Regions from separate parts of the Homo sapiens genome. Here region 1 is linked to region 2. A link is an interaction called in ENCODE POLR2A ChIA-PET data of the cell type or tissue named here. Cell type or tissue: GM12878. All regions are shown on one strand.

Region 1 (5,000 bases), 690 kb before region 2:
TAATCTGCCTGTCCCTTTTCTCTACTGCCACCGCCCTGGTCTAAGTCAAGATCAGCTCTTGCTTGTATTGCAGCCAACCATCTGGCTTTCCATTTTCCTCTCTTATCCCTATCTCCATCTTCCCACCCATTCTCCACAAAGCACCCAAATTTAAAATATAAATTAAATAGCATCATTCCCTGGCCTAAAAACCTTTAATGGCTTCCCTTTGTATTATACTAAAAGGAAAAATGCAAACTCCTGACAATGGACCCTTAAGATTGCATCATTTGACACCTGCTGACCTTTTTAACCTTATTGCCCTCCTGTTTACGAAGTTCCACATTAGCCCTCTTTCGTTCAGGACAAGCTCCTTTCTATCTCAGGATCTTTGCATAAGCTGTTTCCTCTCCTGGGATACCCTTTGCCTGGATGTTAAAACGACTCTTTCTAGTTTATACTTTAGGTCTCAATTTTTAAAAATGCCACCTCTCAGATCTTCCCCACTTACTATTCTTTTTCTTAGTTAGCATCCTATTCATTCTTTTTCCCTTGTACAATTATTTGATTACTTGTTTATTATGCATCTCCCAGATTGTTGATTCAGTGAGGGTGGGGACATTATGTTTGCTTATCACTGTACAGCCAAATACCTGGCACAGGGTAGGCACTCAATAAATGGCTGTGGCAAATGGGAATCTCCAAGATATATATGTACGTGTAAATATAATCTAAAAAGGCAATTAGAAGACTGTATATATAATGCTTTATAAAAACCATATATGGTTGTATATAAATACATAGAAAAAAGGCCTAGAAAAATAAACACCAACCTATTAACTGTGGTGAACTGTGGAGGGGATTGAGTGGGGTTGAGGGCTGAATAGTGACTGATTTTTTATTCTATAAGCTTTGAGTTGGTTGAATTTTTTTCTTTTACATTATCTACTTGTGTATTCCTCCTTTAAGAGAAAAGGAGGAATAAAAATTGGGTAGGGAGGGGGTAGACTGAAGTTTTTTTTTTTGGAGACAAGGTCTCTTTTGCCTAGCTCAGAGTGCAGTAGTGTGATCACAGTCTCAACTTCTCAGGCTCAATCAGTCCTCCCAAGTAGCTGGGACTACAGGCGTGCACCACCATGCCTGGCTAATTTTTGTATTTTTTGAATAGACAGGGTCTTGCTATGTTGCCCAGGCTGTTCTTGAACTCATGGGCTCAAGCAATCTGCCTGCCTTGGCCTCTGAAAGTGTTGAGATTACAGGCATGAACCACTGTGCCCAGCCAGACCCAACTTTTTTTTTTTTTTTTTTTTTTTTTTTGAGATGGAGTCTTGCTACGTCAGCCAGGCTGGAGTGCAGTGGCGTGATCTTGGTTCACTGCAACCTCCACCTCCCGGGTTCAAACAATTCTCCTGCCTCAGCCTTCCGAGTAGCTAGGACTACAGACGTGCAAGACCACGCCCAGCTAATTTTTGTATTTTTAGTAGAGATGGGGGTTTCACCATGTTGGCCAGGCTGGTCTCAAACTACTGACCTCAAATGATCCACCCGTCTTGGCCTACCAAAGTGCTGGGATTATAGGCGTGAGCCACCGCACCTGGCCAGACCCAACTTTTAATGGGGGGAAAAAAAAGGCTCCTCTCTTACTTTTCGCACTAAGCCAAAAGAAAAGTGCGAGAGAGAGAAAGGGCACCAGTGGGGTCAGCAACTGGCCACTGCCCTGTGCCCTGTGCTGAGCTTGGCACTGTTTCCACAGTAAAAAGAATCCTAAGAGATGCTCTTTTGCGCTGAAGCTGTATTTTAAATTATTTAATGTAGGCATGATCCTGGTCCCCCAGATACAGGCAGGCTATGTATTTTTAGTCTCTGTCATTTCCAGGCCAGTGAAAGCTGCATCTCCAGCCTTGGCACAGCCATAGCCCTAGAAGTCCACAAAGAGAATAAACCTGAGCTCTAGGCTGTGCTGCATCTCAGCTTCTCAAAGTCAAGTCGGTTCAGCAGCTGTGACCACCGTGACAATCATTTTCTCTAGGTTCTTGCCTTCTAGGAATAAGGATAGCTAATAATTTTAATAGCTAACATTTATTGTGTGATAATGGTATACCAGGCACCATGCAAAACACTTTACACACATTATCTCATTTAATCATCACAACTCTGTGAAGTACTTGTTATCTCCATTTTATAGAAGAGGAAACTGAGGTCCAGGTAGGTTAAATAGCTCACCTAGGATCACACACTAGTAGGTGGCAAAGTTGGGATTTGAGTCCAAGCAGCCTGATGCCAAAGCCCAGTTTTTTTTGTTGTTGCTTTTCAGACAGGGTCTTACTGTCACACAGGCTGGAGTGCAGTGGCGCAATCTTGGCTCACTGTAGCCTCAGCCTCCTGGGCTCAAGTGATCCTCCCACCTCACCCTCCCAGGTAGCTGGGACCACAGGTGCACCACCACGCCTGGCTAATTCTTGTATTTTTTGTAGAGACAAGGTTTCACCATGTTACCCAGGCTGGTCTCGCACTCCTGCCTTGGCCTCCCAAAGTGCTGGCACTGCGCCCAGCTCCACTTTCTTAACTATAGTTTCCTTTTTGCGGGGTTGACTCTCCTTTGCTCTTACTACTGCTTTGGAGTGGATTGAGTGGATTGTGGCAGAATATAGGGGAAAGTTTACCGAACAAGTTCTCCTTTGCTAAGAGGTGTGGTGGAAAGATTTGGGCTTTAGAGTCAGCCAGATTTGGGTTTGGATCTTAGCTATCCTACTAGGACATCTGCTATTCGAGAAGTTTTGTTTTCTTGTTTTTTGTTTTAAATTTACTACGTGCTCTTGATATCACTAGGTATATAGTGGTGAAAAATCTAAGAATTCCTTTGCCCTCATAGAGTTTAGAGGAAAATACAGATATTAAATAAATATTTAATTATGATATATTCTTGGAAGGCAAAGAACAGGTTGTTAAGAGAGAGTGTAACAAAGAAGGCTTTAGGTTGGGAAGTCTTGGGTCTATTCTAAATGTTCATTCCATTTTCTTTTCTTTCATGATTTATTAAGTTAATACGTCATAGGTGCCTGCTGTATACACAGCACTTTCCCTTGTACTTGGGGGTATACAAAATAAATAGAAGATAATGCTTGCTATCTGAGTTGGAGAGACAAAATGTGTATGTACTTAAAACTATATTTTGAACTAGAGAATTAAAGCAAGTGCATGTCCTCAGGTTGTCTGTGAGACTCTGTGCTGTATTTTATCTGTAATGTGGGAATACTGTTTGTCTTGCCCAATCACATGCTTTTGTGAAGACCAAGTGAGATCATGAGGTGATAGGGTGCCACACAGCTATAAACACAGAAAGATTGGAGAGCTAGGGGAGGATCAGTGTGGTATAGGAGTGCTAAATAGGCAGTGCTTTAAGGAGGACAGGGGATTTAGTCAGGTCTTTAATCAGCTGTAGATCAGGAGAGAGGAGATTGTTCCAGGCCAGAGCTGTATGGGAGGGAATTAAGGAGGAGGAATGAAGCAGCTATATGAGGGGCAGCCAGGAGCCCTGCTGCTGGAATAGAGGAGTTTAGTTATAGACAGATGTGAGCTTGGATCAGGACAGATGGCCAGTACACACTGAGTTTTGTCTGAACATTTCTTATTTTTTTGAAATGGGCTTGCTCTGTCACCCAGGTTGAAGTGCAATAGTGTGATCATGGCTTACTGTAGCCTCCAACTCCTAGGCTCAAGCCGTCCTCCATTTCAGCCTCCTTAGTAGCTGGGACTACAGTTGTGCTTCTTACTTTTTTGTAGAGATGGTATCTTGCTGTGTTGCCCAAGCTGGTCTTGAACTCCTGGGCTCAAGCCATATCTGCCCACCTCAGCTTCTCAAAGTGCTGGCATTGTAGACATGAGCCATCGTGCCTAGCCTGAACATTTCTTGATTGTTAGAAAAGGGACTTTCCTGCCCAGGGTTTCAACAGGGAATAGAGAATAGTTGGTAACTGGTCTCTGGCCATTCATGAGTTTTCTCATTTAAAGTTGAATGATTGATATATATGAGAGATAAATGCTCAATCCTCATAGGTTAGAGAATCAGAATAATTTGATTTAAGTGAAACTGGATAGAAAATGATCCCATGTGTTACCCTTGAACTGCAGAAGTCTTCAAATGTAGAAGCTTCCATTTCTAGTCAGCAAGTTTTGAACTAATTCTTTCCATTGCCAAATCTGTCTTGCTTTCCTTTAAAAAAAATTATTTTTTGAGTTAGGATCTTTCTTTCTTGCCCAGGCTGGAGTGCAGTAGTGTGATCATAGCTCACTGCAGCCTTGAATTCCTGGGCTCAAGTGATCCTTGCACCTTAGCCTCCCAAAGTGCTGAGATTACAGGCATGAGCCACCATGCCCAGCCCATTTTTGCCTTTCTTTAGGGTAAAATGTTGTCTTGTACTAAATAATTTTTATTATTAACAATGCCTTGTTCATAGTAGATGCTCAATAAATATATCTCATTTCATAGTAACAGTGTCCAATGTTTGTGAGCCACTTTATACCTGCTAGTGTTTTCTTATACATTGTATTTTGGGGGGAATGGCACTCTTCCAGCTAATTATCCAGGCCAAGCACTTGGAGTTAGTCTGGGCTGCTGTCCCTCTCACCTTTCTATCTGTACTACCACTACTGTAGTTGATCTTCAGCTCTTGCCTGGTCTGTTGTAATGGACTTCTTAGCAGTTTCTTTGGTTCATTCTTGCAGACCCACTTACCACAAGCCATCATCATAGCTATATATAAAGATCTGGGGGATGAGTTTTCTAGGAAGAGAACAACTTTTGCAAAGCCCTGGGGTGGAAAAGAACTTTGCACATTTGAGGAACTGCAAGAAGGCCAGACTGGTCTACAAGGATGCTGAGGAGAGTCCGAGAAGGTATAGGAAAGGTGAGCAGGGCCCAGATTATGTGGGACCTTGTTGGCCTTGGTAAGGAGTTTGGAAATTAATTGTAGGGAAACTTCTAGGTATGCTTTATAAGGTTAAGAGTTCTCTTGTCTGCT
Region 2 (5,000 bases):
TGGAGAGGGAGAAGGGAGTCTCTTCTGTGATCTAAGGGTCTTAGAAGCTTCCAGGCTTTCAAATCCTATTTGAAAAGGAATTGAATGAGTTGGGTGTGGCTTGTGGCTGACAATTGCCCTGAATCCCTCTGTTGAGGTTGGATGGGTTCAGGGTTTGGAGGCTGGCTCTCTTGCTTCCCTGCAAGCTCCTTCCTCTGTCTCCCCAGAATCTGGCAGCAGAAAAGACCTACAACAACCTAGATGTATCTGTGACTAAAGCCTTGCAACATCGATCACATTACTTTGAGGGTGTTCTCAAGTGCTACCTGCATGAGACTCTGGAGACCATCATCAACAGGCTAGTGGAAGCAGAGGTAGGGAGGCCAGCAACCCTAAAGGAGCTGAGGGGAGCAGCCTTGAGAGTGGGGTTTGGCAAGGAGAGTAGGGGCAGAGGGGCTTCCCCTGAGGCCAGCACTAAACATTCCCTTTCTCCCTTGTTGCTCTGTGCCAGGTTCACCGACTTGTAGTGGTGGATGAAAATGATGTGGTCAAGGGAATTGTATCACTGTCTGACATCCTGCAGGCCCTGGTGCTCACAGGTGGAGAGAAGAAGCCCTGAGCTGGGGGAAGGGGTCATGCAGCACCAGGGGATATGCCCAACTCACTGCCTGCTGGAAGCTCTGTGGGAATCAGATGAAACTTGAGGGAATTGTGACTCTGTTCCCTGTTCAGGGTCCCCTGCCCTTCTATCTGGGAGCTAGGGAAGGTATGGGGGAGGAAAGAGAATGGATTTATAGCTACCCTTACCCTCACACATACACTTGAAAAAACTTTCAGCCTAGCCAGTTCTAGCCCCTGTCCTCTTAGATATATCCCCCTTTCTGGGTGAACTATAGGCTCTGTGCCTCTCAGACAAATTCTGATCTCTAAGAGATCCCCAGACCTCACTTGCCTCTGCCTCCATCTTGGCCCTGATTCAACCCTAAGATAATAGCACAACAAAATTCTTCATAAAGATATTTTTATTCACCTGTTCCGTGCTATATGGAGGAGGCCAAGTCCATTTAGTGACATTTCTTCCCATAATGTGAGTGGGGAGGATTGTGGGGAGGAGGGGCTTTGGGTTCCTGTGTTTGTGCATATGAAGGGAGATGGGGGTTAGGTGGAGGAGGAGAGCAGCGTGGTTAGCTAAGGTTATTGCTTTTTGTGGCAAATCTAATTAAATGACAGGAATCTCTTCACGATATTGCAGTGTTTGATTTTTACAGTTGATGGGTACTACCTTCCTACTTTATATGGCTTCTTCAACTGGTCATTAACAATAATAATAACGTGTGTACGCACACACACACGTACACACACACGAGTAGACAGACTTGAGGGTCTCCTTTGGGCAGAGAATCCTGCCACCATTATCAGCTTTTCTTAGTTGGGGAAGGTTGGACTGTTTGGCTTTTGCTGAGTTGGCACTATCTTTTTTTTTTTTTTTTTTTTTTTTTTTGAGATGGAATCTCACTCTGTTGCCCAGGTTGGAGTGCAATGGCGCAATCTCAGCTCACTGCAACCTCCGTCTCCCGGGTTCAAGTGATTCTCCTGCCTCAGCCTCCTGAGTAGCTGGGACTACAGGCGCGCGCCACCACGCCCAGCTAATTTTTGTATTTTTTAGTAAAGACGGAGTTTCACCCATATTGGCCAGGCTGGTCTCGAACTCCTGACCTTGTGATCTACCTGCCTCAGCCTCCCAAAGTGCTGGGATTACAGGCATGAGCCACCGCACCCGGCCAGCACTATCTTTAAACCTACAAATCCCTTGCCTCTTCCAAGGTGAGAATGAGCTGGATGGTGGGAGAACAGCAGGGCAGTGGTCACTCCATCAGATCCATTCCCTGTATTGAAAGCATGTAGACCCAAACAGCAGTCAGCACCCAACATCAGAAGAACTGCTAGACTGGAGTATGAGCTAAATTTGGGTGCCAGCTCACCCCAGCCTTGCAGGTATGATACAGTTTCCCATCCAAGCCAGGAGCAATTTCGGAGTCATTCCTTGCCCCTGCCCCACAGTGCCTAACCCCTCTGATAACCCTCCAGCCAGGGCATACTGGGTTCTCCTGATGGAACACAGGGAAAAGCATCAAGGCCCTCATCAGATTCGACCTGAGGAAGCTTATTTTAAAAAAAGAAGGTGGCCCTCATCAGAGCTCAGCTTTCAGTGTTGCATCATGGCTGTGGAGGAGCCCCTGCTTCTGCCTTCACCCCTTTACAGCTCTCACAGCACATTCTCAACCTTGGGGGAGGAAGGCTTCCAAGTTATTAGAATTAGAGTATGTTTATGTGTCAGGAGGGTAAGCACATGGTGGAAAGGACAGATGGCCCCTTATGTCACATTCCCTCATTAAGGAAGATTTGCCTAGGGAGGAGGCAAGGGCTTTAAAAAGCCTCAGGACTCTAGTGGGACCTAGGGTGGAAGGAAGCATCTTCGAGTCAAGTCATCAGTGCAGCTGGCAGGTGTGTGGAATCAAGGGGGGTAGGGTGGATGGGACGGGATGTTTGCGTTCTCTCTAAAGGTTTGTGTTAGGGAGCAGAGACCTGGTTTTGTTGAGTTGTTTCTCAGTCTGTCAGTCTCTGCCCCACAACCTTTCTGGTTGTTCCCCATCCCCTTAAAAGGAAGGGTCTGGACCCAAAGGGCTCCATGTACATTAGTGGAAAACTAATTGGGAACTCTTGCTTCTCCCATTTCCCTCTAAAACCCAACCTATCCGTCTCAGTGTGAGGATGAAGCTGAGGGAGAGACAAGGGATGAAATTTGGGAGACTCACAAGCTTCTATTCTTACCTATTCCTCTCCAGAGAGGCAAATTATCCCTTCTTCCCGAGGAACCATGCCCCACACACTCTCCCCTCTCTCTGCACTGCTCCCCTCCACTGAAGCTGCTGCCATGGTTGCCAGGCATGGTTGCTAAGTCTCTGCATGGAAGGGTTGGCGTGGGCTGTGCTGCCACTAACATTACCATGGTGAATCAGGGGACACCTGGTATAAGCTTAGGAGGAGGGATCATGTGGATATAAGCAACAGCCCCCCAGGACAGAGGCAGCCCAAAAGGTGAGCATCTGGAGCACCACTTAAGGTGGGGACTGAGTGAACTAGGCATTGTGGTGGTGGTGAGGGGGAGTTCTACATTGAAAAAAATAAAGGCCACTTTTATCATTTCAGTTGCTAGGGGATTAGTTTTGCCAAGCAAACACATCATTTCTCCTCCATCCCCCTCTGGAAGGGTGAGAGTGCATAAGCACTTACTCTGTCCTCCATAAAGCTGGGCAGGCTGTGTGGGCACAGAACAATATAACCCCCAAATCCTGGCTTCTGGATTGGAGGTGAAAGCCTGCTGCTGTGGGAGGGCTCCCTGGCTGCCCAAGGACAAACATGTAGAATGGAACTGGTAGGGCAGCTTGGGTGGCCAAGGCAGACGCCTGTGTCCTGCTGTACCAGCAGTCCTAGGCTGCAGCACTGAGCTGACAAGGAGATACGGGTGTAGGGGTCACCCTTTTTGAGCTTAGGGAAGGCAGCTCTCCCTCAGAGTCGCACAAAAGCTTGGTAAAAGCCACCGCCTCCTCTCTCCACCGCATGGGAGCTGGTTACTCATCTCATCTCTGCACCCGAACAGCCACTGCCGCTAAAAATAGCCCCCCAGCCGTGGGCCAGCCCCTCCTGCACCCCAGCCCCATGGAAACCAGCAGAGTGGCAGGCAGAGACCTTGAGTTCCAATCTCATCACTCTATGTTGGGGAAACTGAAATCTGAGGCAGGAAGCCAGGGGCAGAACCCTGGTGGTCAGGCAACCTGACAAGCAGGAGAGTAAAGGGTTAAAACGGCAGGAAGGTTGAAGAAATAGGGGCGGGGGAGGGGGCACTGTCAGCTTGGCAAGAATCATAAGTCCCTCCCCCGCCCACTCGTGCGATCCCATCAGGCTTGGGGGACAACAGCAGTGGGAAGGGGCGTCCAATCCCGGGCCCCAGGGGGCGGCCGTGCACATGGGGGAGGTAGCAGCGCGGAGCAGTCCGCGCGGTGTCACATGCGCGCGCACACACAGAGACAGGCACACACACGTGTGCCCGGGTATATATAGTTCCCAGTCCCCGGGCCCGCGGCTCTGCAGTGGGCGCCGGCTCCCTGGGCTGGGAGGGGGCTCCTGGGGCGGGTGGGAGGGTGGGGGGCCGGGGTGGGGTGGGGCAGGATGCTGGATGGCCCACTGTTCTCCGAGGGGCCTGACAGCCCCCGGGAGCTCCAGGATGAGGAGTCTGGCAGCTGCCTCTGGGTGCAGAAGTCCAAGCTATTGGTGATAGAAGTGAAGACTATTTCCTGTCATTATAGTCGCCGCGCCCCTTCTCGACAGCCCATGGACTTCCAGGCCAGCCACTGGGCTCGCGGGTTCCAGAACCGCACGTGAGTGAAGCAGGGGTGAGGGGAAGAGAGTGGTGGGGCGGGGAGTGGGGTCCGGACCTCCCCGCAGGCACCAGCGAGCACTGCTGGTCCCCCTTCTCTTTCCCACGCCTTCCACCTCTGCCCGCTCCCGAGGGCTGGGGCCTGACTCATCCCGTTGTTTGGGGGAACAGAAGTGGGTGTGAGAAAGGGCAGGAGGTGAGATGGGGCAGACGCTGTTAAAGTGTGCATGGAGAGATGGCGAGGAGTCCCGCTTCGACTTCAGTCCTAACATATACGCACGTGCACACGCGCACACACTCACACACACCCCTTCACATGGCTGCCCCAAGTGGTCTCCAGTGCTCCCAGCTCCCCGGACCTCGGCTCCCTTCCCCCACAAACTGCTCACCTGGGTTCCTGCTCATTGTCCCAGGTGTGGGCCGCGCCCGGGATCCCCACAGCCGCCGCCCCGCCGGCCCTGGGCCTCCAGGGTGCTGCAGGAGGCGACCAACTGGCGGGCGGGGCCCCTGGCCGAGGTCCGAGCTCGGGAGCAAGAGAAAAGGAAAGCGGCGTCGCAGGAGCGGGAGGCCAAGGAGACCGAGC

What was found. ChIA-PET counts read pairs that join two places held together with the same protein. Peaks named below come from ENCODE experiments on the same cell type or tissue, not always from the same donor. Only the 100,000 strongest peaks of a DNase experiment are listed, where the experiment ranks them.
Region 1: POLR2A ChIA-PET joins it to region 2 with 5 read pairs; 1 of 35 experiments calls an interaction of 5 or more read pairs at or near these places.

The regions. Positions count from the first base shown.
Region 1 is chr12:49,688,331-49,693,330 of GRCh38, reverse strand. All of the region lies in intron 1 of FMNL3 (formin like 3), which reads left to right. Among named protein-coding and RNA genes, the nearest start is that of FMNL3, 17 kb to the left of the region's middle. In GM12878, no CTCF peak of the experiment used is centred here; no DNase peak of the experiment used is centred here; H3K4me3 peaks cover 954 bases; H3K27ac peaks cover 2,528 bases.
Region 2 is chr12:48,998,497-49,003,496 of GRCh38, reverse strand. It overlaps DDN (dendrin), which reads left to right and starts at 4,122. Exons shown (of 2, transcript NM_015086.2): 1 at 4,122-4,418; 2 at 4,831-5,000. The coding sequence starts at 4,210. PRKAG1 (protein kinase AMP-activated non-catalytic subunit gamma 1) reads left to right here. Exons shown (of 12, transcript NM_002733.5): 11 at 207-353; 12 at 491-1,223. The coding sequence ends at 598. It overlaps DDN-AS1 (DDN and PRKAG1 antisense RNA 1), which reads right to left. Exons shown (of 2, transcript NR_147179.1): 1 at 4,807-5,000. RefSeq lists an enhancer at 3,457-3,751 and silencers at 3,897-4,191, 4,841-5,000. In GM12878, no CTCF peak of the experiment used is centred here; no DNase peak of the experiment used is centred here; H3K4me3 peaks cover 2,027 bases; H3K27ac peaks cover 938 bases.